Linked DNA regions of Homo sapiens: region 2 is linked to region 1. Evidence: chromatin loops called from intact Hi-C (ENCODE). Cell type or tissue: IMR-90. All regions are shown on one strand.

Region 1 (8,000 bases):
AGTCAATGAGGTAAGAATCCAGGCAAGAGTGATGTCAAGGAAGTGACAAAAGGAGAGTACTGCTACCGAGTGGCTGAGAAAGATGGAAAGAGATGTAAAAAGCACTTTGGTCATGATCACCAATGTCTTCTAATTGCCAAATATAATTTTTACATACCACACACAGTAGCAGACACAGAGGAGGCATTCAGTAGTTCTCTTTTCTCTTTCCTGCATTCATTCATTCAGTAAATATTTACTGGATGCTACTACTATGTTGCAGGCACAAGCCAAGGCACTAGAGTTACAGTGAGCAAGACAGACAAGGTGCCTAATGCAATCACATCCACCTTCTCAAAGATTACCCTTAGCAATCCAGGCAAATAAGTTCAAAAGACAAGAACCCATCCATTACACATTTGTAGACATAGATAAGGATGACAGTTTAATGAGGAAATTTTCTTAAAAGACCTCAGAAGCACAACAAAATCCTGAAGCCCTGTGCTACTGCACGTACATTAATAGTGCCAGCTCCCCTTTAGAAAAAAGAGTGGTTTAGCTCACATTAACCCTTTCCAGTCCTATCAGAACTAACCCTTTCCAACCTATAGAGTCCAACACAATTTCATGTGGAACATCATTTCTGCACCCCACTATTAATCGAACTGGTCCTAAAGTCTTTTGTTGCCTTTTTTTCAAATTTCCTAACTAAAATGTTTAGCCTTGTGCCTAAGCCATTCCCAAAATTGCATGTAACAACCAAAGAAGTAAAAGAAGAAAAGCTGACACAGTGGCTCAGCCTGTAATCTCAATGCTTTGGGAGGCCGAGTGGGAGGATTGCTTGAGGCCAGGAGTTCCAGACCAGCCTGGGCAACATAGCAAGACCCATCTCTGAAATTTTTTTTTCCAAATTAGCTATGTGCAGTGGTGTGCACCTGTTGTCCCAGCTACGTGGGAGGCTGAGATAGGAGGACTGCTTGATCCCAGAAGTTCAAGACTTCAGTGAGCTATGATTAGGCCACTGCATTCCAGTCTGGGTAACACAGTGAATTCTCATCTCTAAAAGAAAAAAGAAAAACAGAAACAAAGAGAAAATAAAAACCAGCAAAAACTGGAGGGGATAGTAGAAAAGTTCAGAAAAACCCTCTTCCTAGGCTGAGAAAACCATCCAGCCTAACTGAGGCACTGTCACTATGTTCCATCTGAATTAGAGAGAGAGAATAATGATTGGTGCATTCCTTGGCTCTTTGATGCATATTTCACATTCCCTCCAAGACTATACATAGCAAGTAATTAGAAACTTCGTTCTTTCTGACAGACAATGCAGAGCATCTCAAAGCAGCCTCTTCCCTGTAGGAAGCAAAAAGAGGTGAGTGAGGCAAATGGAAAATATAAAACCTGTACACCCACAGCAGCCTTTCTCCAGAGCAGCCCTCACTCCTCCTTAGAAGTAAGTCCAGCCTGGTGCACCTAGGCTTCTGCACAAAATACAGGAATTCAGCACCTTTTCTTCATCTTTACACCACAAATGTCAATTATTTGGGTTCGTGTCCCTCCCCACCGCAAATCCTCTCAGCAGTTGCTTGCTATTATTAGTAAGACAGAGATATCTTTTAAAATAACCATCTGACCCAACTAGTTCCTCCTTCTATCAATAGGAAGAAATTAACTCATCCAGTCCTTAATCAGGCCCTCAAACCCATTCTTAAAAGTTCCTTTCACACAACCTGCATTCGCTGAAAACAAAGAAAGGGAAGAACATGTTTCTAAAAAGCTCCCTGGGTTGCTCACATCACCAGCATGAGGCAAAGTTCAGAATAGATTTGGAAGCTTCTCACCAGCATCACGGGGATAAGGGTCACACCAGTCAGTATAAAATCCACTCAGGGCCAATAATGCCTTCCTTCAGCCAGGCCTCTGACCGTACAAGTTATACCCTTTCTACAGAAGTCCACACCCAAAGCAAGGTTTTTCTTATTCTCTGTTATTCTGGGACACCACAATGATTTAACTGTAACACATGTCATATCTACTGCCAAAAGGACCGGCTTTCACCAGCCGGTCCTAATCACTGAGCAGGCTCGTAAGGGTGACTTAAGCCCAGCATGAGAAACATTTGTGCAAAACTGTCAGCCATTGGGTCTTGAGCACCCATCTACATTCCACCCCTCTAAGTTCCCACCCCCAGAGCCCATGCCAACTGCCAACGTGCTCACCAGCTAGTCCGCACAGCGCAAGCAGCTGCCACTCAGCCAGTCAGCACGTGGCAGGCCGCCAGCACACAAGTTTCAGAATGCAAGCCTGCCCCGTCACAGTGCTGCTAAAGGTTGAAGGTCTTGGAGTGTGCTAGCCTTTAGATTCGCCTTACTTGCCCTCCCACCTCCCTTCTCCCATCCCTCCCCTGTTACGCCTCCCACTGTAGCATTTCACTTGTCTCTATAGTAACAGCATCTGCTTTCAGGGTTAAAACTTTACACAGCACATTTCTCCTCCTAGCCCAAGCTTTTGCCAAAGGATGCAGTAGCAAAAAGCCTGCTGCTTTACCGTGAAGCCACCTGTTTCCCTGCCACCCAGGATTGCAGCTACTTTGTAAACTGTAGGATGAAAGCGACTGCGGTACTGAGCTCAGGGGAAGTGAAACAGAGCCTCCAACCTTGACACACTGGCTGGTGTGTAGAGGATCCACTCCGGAGCTTGTATACCCAATCCCAGAGCTAGCCCACTCTCTTCCACAGCCTGCTCTGCACTTAACGATGCTGCACATGGATCAAGTTCATAGCAGGGCTTTTTGATTCCATCCCAAAAGGCATCGGGGATGGCACCCTAGAGAGCAGCAGGGCACCAGTGTTTAACATGCCCATACCAGAGTTTAATATCACTGGTTCTCTCCGTGCATGCAGCTTAAAGTTTATTAGCTAATCTTGTATTTCAACTCATCCCACTTTATCCTCACCAGCTTGGTCTGTTTATGACATCCGGTGAACCCCATAATCTCTCACTTCACACAGCTTTCTGGTGCATAGCCAATGTTTAAACAGTTCTTTACACACATGCCCACAGACGCACACCAAAGTGACGCACACAGGGGAGTGACCAATGCTAGCAAGTGAAGAGTTTTATTATTAGCCATTTTTGCCATGAAAACTAAGTGTATACAAGGGCCTTTACTTGAGGACTGCAGTCTCAGAGTTCAAAAGCAGGCCTGTTACTTGGCTAATCTTGGATCAGATGAAAGACAAAAATCAGCATTTCACAGGTCTTTTTCAGGAGCTATACAGAATATAACAATCAGTACTGACACCTAAAATTATACACTCATACACACATTTCTGAGTTCTATTCCCTATTCAAATCATGTTTAAGAAGTGGGGGACTATTTCCATTATAAACCATTTGCAAACGTGATTTTTTTTTCATGATTCTAAACTTCACAGCATTTTATTGGTGCTTTTGTTGTTTTGTAAAATCTGCTCTGCACATTTTCAACATACACATAAAGAACAAGACACAATTCTCTAAGCCCCAGGCGACAGGGAAGAGCGATCTCAGTGGCTGCAAAGTGCACTGCCATCTTTTGGCAACATGTGTTCACTACAGGGAACCAAAGGGCAAGAAAAAGCTGCAACCATTCCTTTTAAAATTTCACAGGGGCTGGGAAAAAAAAAAAAAAAAAAAAACTTCGCAGGGGCTCTAAGAAGGCCTTTCATTCCCACAGGAAGTAAGACAGAACACAGTTGCTGACTTAACTATGCAGACCGCTGGAGCTCTGGACATCCATACTGGGGGAAAGGGACATCGGTGCGGCAAAACTGACAAGCATGACTGATAGCAGTGATGACTCCCGGAGATCAGCCAGCAACAAAGCGAAGCAAATCTCCTTCCCAGAGCTCAGGAGCACCCTAATCAGCCTGGAAATTTACACAGGCCCAGGGCCAGAGGGAAATAGGTGAGAGCCCCACACAAAATCAGACTGAGAGAACTGGATAAAAGGTGAAAATGCAACCCAGAGCAAGATCACGCCAAATCTAATTCTGGATTTATGAACTGTATTAAAAGTTCATTTGTACTCTTGGGCACTTATCCCAGAGAAATAAAAACTTACGTTCACCCAAAAACCTGTACATGAATGTTTACAGCAGCTTTAAGTATAGTAGAAAAGTCCAGAATTAATCCACATGTCTTTCAACAGGAGAGTGGTTAAACTATGGTACATCCATACCATGAAATACTGCTTAGCAAGAAAAATGAACAAACTATTGATACACACACCAAATTGAATGAATTTCCAGGGGGTTATGCTGAGTGAGAAAAGCTCATCCCAAAAGGTTACAAACTACATTATACAATTTATATGGAGTGACAAAATTTTAGAAATGAAGGACAGATTTAGGACAGATTCATGTTTGCCAGGGGTTAAAGATGGAGGTATTTGTTGTTAACAAGGGTAACACGAGGGACCCCTGTGGTTGGCTCTATTCAGTATCTTATCTGTGGATACATGGATCAACATAGGTGATAAAATCGTATAGAACTTAATACAGACAGAGAAGAGAGAGAGAGAAATTAGTACAAGTAAAACAGGAAATGTGAATAAAGTTTGGTGAATTGTATCAGTGCCAATATGCTGGTTATGACATTATACTACCTCTTTGTAAAATGTTAACCTTGGGAAAATCTGGCAAAGTGGAGCTTTTCTGCACCAGTAACCTCTCTGTATAATTTCTCAAATACGCATTTGAATCTACAATTACCTCAATAAAATTTTCAATTTAAAAAAGCTCATTTGTAACTCTGTTTTTTAATTTCCCCTAGAAACATTATTCTACATGGTGGTCAGGTACAATCAGCTGGTCCACCAACACACATGCAGAATCAGGCAAAACTGAATACAAAATCCCAGATGCACACTTTGTGTGTAAGCTTAGAAAGTTAACTAACCTCTCACTTCAGTGTCTTTTAAAATGAGCTTATACCACTTCAGAAGTTAGTTTAGGGAATTAAATAATTTCCTAAATAAATCCAACCAGTTTCAGTTAAGTCAAATATAAAGTTCCTAGGGCCCAGAGAATAGAGTATTAATACTCCTACAGACCCAGAGGTCATGATTCTGTCTCATGAGCAAATGCACGGGATTTTTGACTGGGGAGACCACAGATAAACTGTCCCTCAAACTATTAGGATCAAACTCTCCCTTTCCATCTTCTCCATGCTAGGGCTAAGTCTCCTAAACTCTGTCTTCAGATTGTTGATTGACTTCTGAAAGGCTGGAGCAGGCTCAGCAACAAAGGGCAAGAAAATAATTGATAGGAGAATGGAGACTCTGGGGTGAGAAAAGGCTCAGAGACCAGGGAAGGTGAAAGATGAAGGGAGAAAGTGCTGTGGGGGAGGGTATGAAGTGCTGAAAGGAGGACTTCATTCATGACTCCTCAGGACATTCCCTGACTTAGCCTACACTCACACTCACATGCTCCTTAATATTTTTAATGGACCATTTCACGTGCTTCCACAAAGACCGTGTGCTGCTTCTGACCAGAGTTCCATTGTAGAATACAGTAGTCTCCTTCCTCTGTCAGAAACCAAATACTTTGTCCTTCCAACATTTTCTCAGAGGTTTTACCGTTACAGACAGGAAAAAGAAGCTCCCTTCTAAACTCTTTTAGCTTTCAATCACCCTTCTTCAAGGCTTCTTGTGTGAAAATCAGAAAGGTCCTAAGACAGGAATCAGGCAAGATGAAATGGCTGGGCTCCTCCATATGACACACCAGCACAGAGGATGGCGACGGGCATGTTTATCCTCTGTCCCCTCCTCCCCACCACCATCAGCTCTTCAACCAAGAGCCAGACCCAAACCAGCAGCAGAATAAGGAAAGAAGAGCAAAGGGAAGAAGGGATGATACCCCACAGGACAATCACGGGAAAGGGAATATCTACAGCTGAAAGCCCACCCTGCAAGGCAGCTGTTAGTCAGTGGATGCCCCAAAATGCTCAGGTTTGATGTGAGTGTAGGATGGCTGGATTCCCATCTGCCTTCTCACCAGTGGTTTCTCTCTGGGCTCCCTGGATCTGAACTCATTCCCCTCTAAGCCATCCATTTATAAAACACACTTTGGTATCTCTCCTTTTAAAGTGCCTTCAGTGTTTCTTCATTACATGGAAGATGAAATCCAACTTGCTTAACATGAAACGTAAGCTCAGGTCCTACCATCCCCATGCCATACACCCTGAACCGTCCACCACACCTTCGTGTACATGCTATTTCCTCTAATTAATATATCATCTTAGTTAACCCATTCTTCAAAACCCAACTTAAGATCCAACCTCTCCAGAAGCCTCTCTACATTATCAGACATACCCTTCCCTGAGCAGAGCTATGCTCCTTCCTCTGTTCTCCATTGGCTTCCTGAATGTGCCTGCTTCTCATATAGCACGTTACAATGCATTGTCATTATAACTTATCATCACTCAACTGTACTTGGGCATGTCATGGCTCTTGTCCCCACCACATTATGAGCTCTTTGAGAGCAAATACTGTCTTTCTGAAGTTTTTCTACCTCTAGTATCAAGCATAGTCACTACACATAGTCTACTAACTATGTGTAGTGACTATGTGTAGTGACTATGAATGAATCAATTAATCAATTGATTCAGTGACTATGAATCAATCCATCAGTCAATCAACCAGTTAGAAATAGGCACAGTGAGGGCACATGCATGTTTGGTATTAAGTGGATCTGTAAGTCTAAAGGCCCTGAATGTGTATTTCAAACAACATAAACCCCATAAACAAGCAAATTTCCAATTACTTAGCCTGTTATTCAACTGAAGAAATAGTGATTTGTTCCAAAGAAAGGGGGGAAAATGGCTGTGCTATACTCCCTGAAGAGTATTATGTTTATGGTTGAATTAAGGGATTTTTCAAGCATATTTTTAACTATATAATTTTCTCTTTATAGACTAACATTAGATCTTAGCTCTCCACACAGACTATAACTATACTCTCAAATGTAGGGGTCAAATTAAATTCAAATGAGAATTTCCCCTTGTCTGCTAAAAAAGAAATTAAGAGGTACCTGGACCTGCCACATATTTGATTCTAAATAAAAGTTTGTTCCACGAACAGAATAATGAATGAACTTAAAAATAAATCACACCATAAACTACTTTAAATAGCCAGAAGCAAAGCCTGGCACAGTGGCATATGCCTAAAGTCCCAGCTACTAGGAAGGCTGAGGTGGGAAGACTGCTTGAGCCCAGGAGCTTTGAGGCTGTAGTGCGTTACAATCGTGCCTGTGAATAGCCACTGCACTCCGGCCTATGCAACATAGTGAGATCTATCTCTAAAAAAAAATAATAAATACCCAGAAGCAGCAGGAAAGTTATAAGAAAGTTCAATTTTGCTCATCAGGCCTGCAACTGGACAAATAAAACTCTGTAATGTGTTTAGGTAAACCTATAAAGAAGCTGGATGGCAGCTACCTGCAAATAAAATTAGGATTCAAAATGTCAATATAAGCCTTAAGCTCTAGAAATTGTAGCTTAGTTTTATGTTTATACACAGTCAGTGATAAATTATTTGTAGTAATTAGCACGGCAATAGCATGAATAACTAAAATCGTCAGTTAATTCATATTCATTGTAGTCTGTGACTTTTGCACATTTACTGTGGATTTCACAGTGATCTCAGATCAGATGCAGATTGGCAGGCAGATGGGGACTCAAGAGCAGGAGTTTGTTCCAGGACACAGGGCTGGGAGTCAGCTCCATGGCACCTGATCATGTACAGCCCCCTGACCCACCCACCTCTGACACACACAGCTGACATTGGAGAAGATGCCTTCTGAAACGGGTTTAGGCAAACCTTCCTACCTCTACCCAACATGGCAACCACAGTGTTCACATCTCCCATCCTGAACCACCACCCAGCTGGCAGGGATGAGGCTCCTGAAATTTTATTAAGTTCTTGCTACATGTCAGTCAGTGTGCTAAGCAACATACATGCATTATTTCCTTCTGGATGCCAT
Region 2 (8,000 bases), 150 kb before region 1:
TTTATCCAGTAAACTAGTCCAGTTATCATAAACATCACTTGTTCCTTGGTTAAAAACAAACAAACAAACAAAAACAGTCTAGTGAGCCAAGATCACACCACCTCACTCCAGCCTGGGTGACACAGCGAGACGTGTCTCCAAAAAAAAAGGTCTAACTGGTAGCTCTCTAAGATAGGGACTGTGTCTGCCTTAATCATTGTAAATTCCCAGCACCTAGCTGAGTAGTGAGCAAAGAATAGTACTCAAAAATATTTAAATGAATGAATGAATTGATGATCTGAATGAATTAGTATACTCCCCAAAACTCTACCCCTATAACTGGGTATGATAAAATTATCGCCACTAAAGGGAGAAGGAATCTTCCCAATCTGAGGTTACGATAATCACTGTTACTGAAGACAACAGTCACAGCTCTCTTGGTCATTATTATAATAATAACAAATATAACCTGAGCCACTATCTGGGTAAGAGGAAGTGCCACTTTCTTACAGGCTCTAGACACTTCCCTAGAAACTCAGACAAAAATTATTCAAAGGTGCTCTCAGGAAAATGGAGAAATAATTCAACCTTGAAACCTACAGCAATTCCCAAAATCAAGACCCTAGCTTAAATGTGTGCTAGAAGAATCGATTTTTAAAGCAAGACATTTACAGATGGAAAAGCTTGTCATTATAGTTGAATTGATCCTGTTCTTCATCCTCGAAAAGGATGCTGAATCTCTGCTACATTCACCTAGTAAGACTGCACTTCGATTTGTAACCATGGTTACTGCTTGCATCACAGTGAATGGCTCTTTCTGAGGCAAAAGCTGATCACAGCCCATAATAGTAAGTGTGCTCCAGCTGTTTCCTGGGATTGATAAGAATGGGTCTCAGAAAACAGAACCATTGCAGAAAATTACACTTCAGAATGCCGACTTGTTGTCCTTCATTGAGAAACACCAGGCATTTCATTTTCTGACTTGAAACAGTAAAATACTGACTCATCAGTGTCTACACTTCTTATGAGCAGACAAGAGCAGCATCTGTGGCTGGAAGTAAGGAAACCTGAGAGTAGAGAGAACAAGAAGCAGAGGGAGGAATAGCAAGGAAATGTGCCATCTGGAGTCTAAACCCCCAAGTTCAAACCCTGTTCCCCCCAACTAACTGAGTGACCTCAAACACTCCGTGTCAGATAGGCTAGATTACAGTAGAACAATCTTTGATTCTCATGGCTTAAAACACCAGTGATTTATTTCTTACTCATGATAATAACCATTGTGGATTGGCTGGGGGTTGGTTCTGCATTTATGTCCTCAGGCCAGGACCCAGATGCATGGAGCAGCCATTCTCTTTAAAGCTTTCCTGGGAAATGACCTCTATTACTCCTGCTCACATTTCCTTGGCCAAAGAAAGTCATGAGCTCACACCTAACTTCAAGTGGGTTGAAGACGTAGGGTCCTCATACCTGCCCAGAAAGAGACAGACCTGGAATATTGGTGAATAGCCCTAATGACTACCATAAATACTTAACTTCACTGAGCCTCAGTTCCTTCATCTGTAATAAGGAGTGAGTGATGCTTACTTCAGAGAAATGTTTTGTGGGAACTGGTGTAATAAATGATAGCTGGAGTAGTCATAGTTGCCCTGTTTGTGATATCTCAGTCATGGATAGAATGATCTAGACAGTAAGAAACGAAGGCCCTAACCAAAGAATCTAATTCTCAAATTCTACTACTATCAGCAGCCACAGAAAAGCAGCAGAGCTTCCCTCATGTCACTGTGTCTGGTCAGTTTTTTGGGCGATATGAAGACTAAAATCTGATCAATTTAGAAAAATCATTCCTGCTCTAGGTTTACGTTACCTCATCTTTTCTCTCCCTTTCAGGTTAAGTGTCCATTTAGTCAACAAATATTTATGAAGTGTCTGTGTATCAGGCCCTATGTTAGACCCTGGATGAGGAACAAATCAGTTTCTTCAAAAAAGCCCCAATCTATGCAAGAGGAATCACAATTTGTGGCCCAGTAACAGCTCCACATATCACCATCACCACCACCAGAAAAAAAAAACTAATTCATACAAATAAAGAAATCTAGATGAATTTGAGAAATTCGTCATCGTTCCCTCCAAACTCTGTTTTGTCCAATAGTCAAAAACAAAAATGGAACCACCTTATTGTTCAGAATGTTTGTCTAAGCGTGTGACATTATGTTTGGCACCAAGAATACAAAACTGAATGGGTTCTGCTCAAGCTCTTTAGATACTTTGCCAATGATGAAGGAAACATATTTGTATTATTGTATAATGATAAGTCAATGGGGGAAGGGGGTTGGGGTTATGAGAGCACAAATAAGGGAGAGTTATTTGTGCAGTGCGATGGGAGGAGGAGGAGATGATGAGAGTTATGAAAAAAGTCTCCTGCGGGACATAAGAGCTTTAGGGATAGGTTAAATTTAGTCACATCAAGAGGGGGCAATTGGAACAGCATGAATAAGTGATAGAGAGATTGCAAGGCATGGGATCTAAGTATATAGAAATCTAAATTACAAGAGCTTGTAGTACAAGAGTGGGAATGGCAAGAGATGATTAGGGCGTTAGGCAGAGACCAAGTTCAAAAGCATTCCACAGGCTAGAGAACTCAGGCTTGACATTATAAGTATTAGCCAGGCTAGGGAACATGAACCTGAGTTTAAAAATGATAGAGAGTCATCACTAAAGGTTTTTGAGCAGAGGGAGTGATGTGTGGCGTTCATAACGTAGATCCTTCTGGCAGTTGTGAAAGATGGATTTTAAGAAGTCAGAGTGAAGGCGTGGAAAACAAGAGGATATTCAAGTGGTCCCACAAGAGATGATGATAAAAACCTGAATTAGAGCAGTTGTAATAGTCAAGGAAGGGTGGGAATAAATCAGAAGTAAAATGGCAGAAGAGTATGGTTACTGAAGGGTACAGAGGGTGAAGGGCAAGAAGAAGTCTAAGATGACAGGGACTTTTTGGCCTGACAAGGGGATGAATGAGGATCTATTGAGGTGGAGGATGCATTAAGAGGAGTAGAAATGAGATCTGAATTACCAGGACAAGTCTAAACACAATAAATATTCAGCTTACCATGGAAAGAAAAGCCTCGTTTCTGAAGATTTTGCCAGCAATTTTCATCAAAGTAAAATTCGACAGTTTGCTGCCAAAAAGAAATTTCATTATTAACTTTGAAATTGATATCTGTAGCTGGAATACTGCATTTGCTTTTCCTTCTGTCTCTCTCACTCACATGTGCACAGACAAACGAATTCAAGTATTTAGCGCTTGAGCTGTCTCCAATCATTAAATCCAGACATTGTTTGGTCTAATAAGAGTGCTTTACTGTATATTTGCATGAAAGACTGTCTATCAGTTTCAAATTAATGTAGTATACTTCAGAAGTCTCCTGTAAAACCACAGTCTCACCAGTTCTTCAGTAGACCTTGAACTGGCAACCCTCCCTCATTATGTGAAAAGCCCTCATCCTCCATTGTAAGAGTATGCAGGAGATTTTCTGCACAGTGGCCTTCCATAACTTCACATTGCTCTCAGCCTTGCCAAGAAGAGCACACTCCAAAGTCAAGTTATAATTCCTTTTGTGACTGGGTGGTAGTCATTAGTGCTGCCCACCAAATATTTCTGAATCTCCACCTTCAGGGCACATGGTAGCATAATCATTCTTCAAAGTGAGATGTGGACACATGGTATGATTTGGCTGTGTCCCCACCCAAATCTCAACTTGAATTGTATCTCCCAGAATTCCCATGTGTTGTGGGAGGTACCCAGGGGGAGGTAATTGAATCATGGGGACTGGTCTCTCCTGTGCTATTCTCCTGATACTGAATAAGTCTTACGAGATCTGATGGGTTTATCAGGGGTTTCTGCTTTTGCTTATTCCTCATTTTCTCTTACCATATAAGAAGTGCCTTTCACCTCCCGCCATGATTCTGAGGCGTTCCCAGCCACATGAAACTGTAAGTCTAATTAAACCTCTTCTTCTTCCCAGTTTTGGGTATGTCTTTATCAGCACCATGAAAATGGACTAATACAATACATGACTCACTATGTCAAATGAAATATACACAAACATGATGTATTATTTCTGTGCAGAACTTTACGAGGCAGCTTGTGAGTCACCATGACCCTTGCTTACTGCTACGGTGACTGTGGAAACACAGATGAGAGAAGGCTTCTATTAGCCTGATCCTAACTAACAATGATGAGCAGAGACCCCTGAAGATCCACATTACACATATAGTAGCATGAGTAAGAAAGAAACTTCTGTGTTGTTAGGCCACACAGATGTTTGGGGCTAGCTCACACTATAGCAAAATCTAGCCCATTCTTCATGACTTGTCATGAAACCAGCAAAGACAGAAAGTCAGGAAGACCTGCTCTTCCTCTCACCCCAACAAAACCATTCCTACTCCACTATCCCTCATCAATGTTCTCTGGGAGAACAAAGAGGAATCACAGTCACAAACACATAGTAGATATCATTTCTCAATGACTCTTAACCTTCCCTTTCAATACTTTCAATTATTACCACCACACTTCATTTATTTCCTGATTTGAACCATCTGGTTCTATTGTTCATTCATTCATTCAGCATATATTGATTTACTGCTATGTATAAGGCATTCTGCCAGACACAAAGAAGTAGCAGTTATCAAACTTTTTGGTCTCAGAACACCTTTACACAATTAAATATTAAGAGGGTCTGTTTATTTGGGTCATATCTATCAATACGTGTTACATTAGGAATTAAAACTAAAAATTTTTAAATATTTATTCATTAATTCACTTTAACAATAAACCATTGCGTGTTAACATAAGTCGTATATCTTATGAAAAACAACTATACTTTCAGAAACAAAAAATTTCATAAAAAGAAAGGCACTGTTTCACATTTTTACAAATCTCTTTAATATACAACCAAATGAGGCCAGGTGAGGTGCTCACGCCTGTAATCCCAGGACTTTGGGAGGCTGAGGCAGGTGGATAACTTGACACCAGGAGTTCGAGACCAGCCTCGGCAACATGGCAAAACCCCGTCTCTACTAAAAACACAAAAATTAGCTGGGCATGGTGGCGCACATATGTAGTCCCAGCTACTTGGGAGACTGAGGCAGGAGAATCGCTTGAACCCAAGAAGTGGAGGTTGCAGTGAGACAGATCGCACCACTGCACTCCAGCCTGGGTGACAGAGTAAGTGAGACTCCAACTCAAAAATAAATAATAAAATACATTTAAATATATGTATATATATTTTAAACATATATATATTTTAAATATATATATATATATGATTAAATGACACACAATTGGATTTTCTTGTCTGCTTCTGTGTTCAACCTGTTAAAATATATTTTAGGAGGCCAGATGCAGTGGCTTATGCCTGTAATCCCAGCACTATGGGAGGCTGAGGCGGGTGGATCACGAGGTCAGGAGATCAAGACCATCCTGGCTAACACAGTGAAACCCCGTCTCTACTAAAAATAACAAAAAAATTAGCCAGGCATGGTGGCGGGTGCCCGTAGTCCCAGCTACTTGGGAGGCTGAGGCAGGAGAATGGCGTGAACCCGAGAGGCAGAGCTTGCAGTGAGCCGATATCGCGCCACTGCACTCCAGCCTGGGTGACAGAGCGAGACTCCGTCTCAAAAAATATATATACACACATATATATGTGTGTGTGTGTGTGTGTGTGTGTGTGTGTGTGTGTATATATACAGGTATATATGTGTATGTATATATATATACACAAACGTATATATATATACACACGTATATATGTATATATATACGTGTATATGTATATATATATACGTGTATATATGTATATATATGTAGTTTTGGTTGAATTACATGATGAAAATCCTAGGACCTTTCAATCCCTTTGAAAGGGTCTCAGGGACACTTAGGGCTCTTCAGTTCCTACTTTGAGAATCAGGACTACAGTATAAGGGTCAGAAAATGTTTTAATGACAGGTAGTAAATATTTCAGGTTTTGTAGGCTACATGATCTCCGCCACTACTCCGTCATTGTAGCATGAAAGCAGCTATATAGACAACAATATAAACTAATGAGCATGGCTTTATTCCAACAAAACTTTATTTACAAAACCAGGTGGCAAGCTGGATTTTGTACATAGGCCACAGTTTGTCAATCCCTGCAATAAAGGATACCTAAATGAATCAGACACATTCCTGCCCTTAAGAAATTGATAGCTAGTAAAGGGAATAAGACATGTACTCATACATTATAGTGCAAAGTAGAATGAGATAAATGTCATGTGAGGAGTCTCAGAAAAGGATCAGAGTTCAAGGTCAGTAAAGAGCACCTCAAGTTAAGAAGCCTTCAAGGAGAATGTGGGCCTTGAAGGATGGTCAAGATTTTAACAGAAAGTTTCAGGAGGAAGAAGAATATTCCAAGTGGAAAAATCATTCAGGATAAAGGCACTAAGCGTCCAGCAAATTCTAGTAATGGGAAGTGACTGCTGAAATGTAGTATAGATAAAGGCAAATACAGAAAGATGTGTGAAATACTACTTAATCAACTTTAGTTCACTATGGGTTAGGCCTTGAATGCCAGACTCAAGCATTTGGAGGTTGCCTGAGATCCTCTCAGGTACCACTGAACACTTCCACATGAGGAGGTAACTTATCAGCCAGGTATGATAAGGTCAACTGGAACAAAGTGTAAGATGCGTTTCCATATGCCCAACTATAACCACTGACCCCAGAAAACAAGCTACTGGATCAGACTAAGCAAAAGGAAATAAGGACATGAACAAAAGCAAGGAAAGTCAGACTGGAAAGGAGACTGAGGCAAGCAACAATATGGAGGTAACATTTAACAGGTTTAGTGGTATACTGGAGGTATAATCAAAGTTGCATTAATCAAAGTTGACGCTAAGGTTCCAAGTCCGAAAGAAGGGAGAAAGATGGTAAGGATCAGGAAGGTTTGGAAAACAGACAGCTTTGGTGATGAGCAGGAGAGTCTGATTATAAATATATCACACATATCACCATTTTGTCAAGCACAAGTCTGAATCCTCACAAATCCCAAAATCTTATTAGGAAAAAAAAAAAACTGTTTTACAATTTTAGCAGACTGCCAACGTTTTTCCAAATATGTGCCTCTTGAAATCTCCTCCAAGTCCCCAGTATTCTGAAATATAACAGAATTTCTACGTTTTTATTCTCTCATCTTGATTTTCTCTATTTATAGTTGTCTAAAGTCAGCATAATATATTTTAGTCCATTGTAAATGTAATATTAGATATCAAGGAAATAATTTATGATATGTTTTTCATAAATTCAGGATAAACAGTAACTAATTCCTTTATTAAAAAGTGGTTAGAACTGCCTGTATCTTAAGAATGTTGTAACTCATTCTTGCATACCACATACAATTTCTGAATGTCTTACGTTAACTAAAAAGTCTGAACATAGACATCAGGTTGCTGAAAGATTTTATTTCTTACAATCTTTTGAAAATTGTGACTATGAAAAGCTACAGTGAAGGAATTTTTAAAGTTGTACTTGGAATTGCTTTAGATTTTAAAGGCCAAAAATATACGTGGAAATGGTACAATAAGTGACCCAAATAATATTTCCATTCAAAAACAAGTCTGCATCTGAAAAAAACAGAGGGATGGAAAGTGAGATGCTTGGAATCAAGATAAGAATGCTCAAAATTCACTGGGCAATAAAGAGAGTTGTGATGTGGTGGTTGTTCTCCACCTCAAAAGAAAGTTTAGGAGAAAAAAACACCAAGCTAAGAGTGTGATAACAAAGCAGGAATCTAGAAGAGTCTTGGCCCATGATGGGTAACCTAAAAATCTGCTAGTGAAACATATCTTCAAAGATGGTCACAACACGTATGATGGGAGCAGAAATCTTAACTGTCATGCTTCTGTAAACCCAGCACCTGTGCCCATGAATGGTTTCCTATGATCTTCCTGGTTGCTACCTCCTGAGGCATCCTGGACTCCTTTCTCTT

What was found. Hi-C counts contacts between places; a loop is a spot of excess contacts. Peaks named below come from ENCODE experiments on the same cell type or tissue, not always from the same donor. Only the 100,000 strongest peaks of a DNase experiment are listed, where the experiment ranks them.
Region 2: a loop joins it to region 1, with 2.3 times the contacts of the local background. A loop is called at or near these places in 2 of 110 quality-filtered maps.

What each region holds. Positions count from the first base shown.
Region 1 is chr4:71,225,469-71,233,468 of GRCh38, reverse strand. All of the region lies in intron 1 of SLC4A4 (solute carrier family 4 member 4), which reads right to left. Among named protein-coding and RNA genes, the nearest start is that of SLC4A4, 42 kb to the right of the region's middle. In IMR-90, a CTCF peak has its summit at 3,545 (motif pointing left); DNase peaks (open chromatin) are centred at 2,208, 3,028 and 3,538; H3K27ac peaks cover 1,421 bases.
Region 2 is chr4:71,373,874-71,381,873 of GRCh38, reverse strand. All of the region lies in intron 6 of SLC4A4 (solute carrier family 4 member 4), which reads right to left. Among named protein-coding and RNA genes, the nearest start is that of SLC4A4, 190 kb to the right of the region's middle. In IMR-90, no CTCF peak of the experiment used is centred here; DNase peaks (open chromatin) are centred at 983 and 4,133.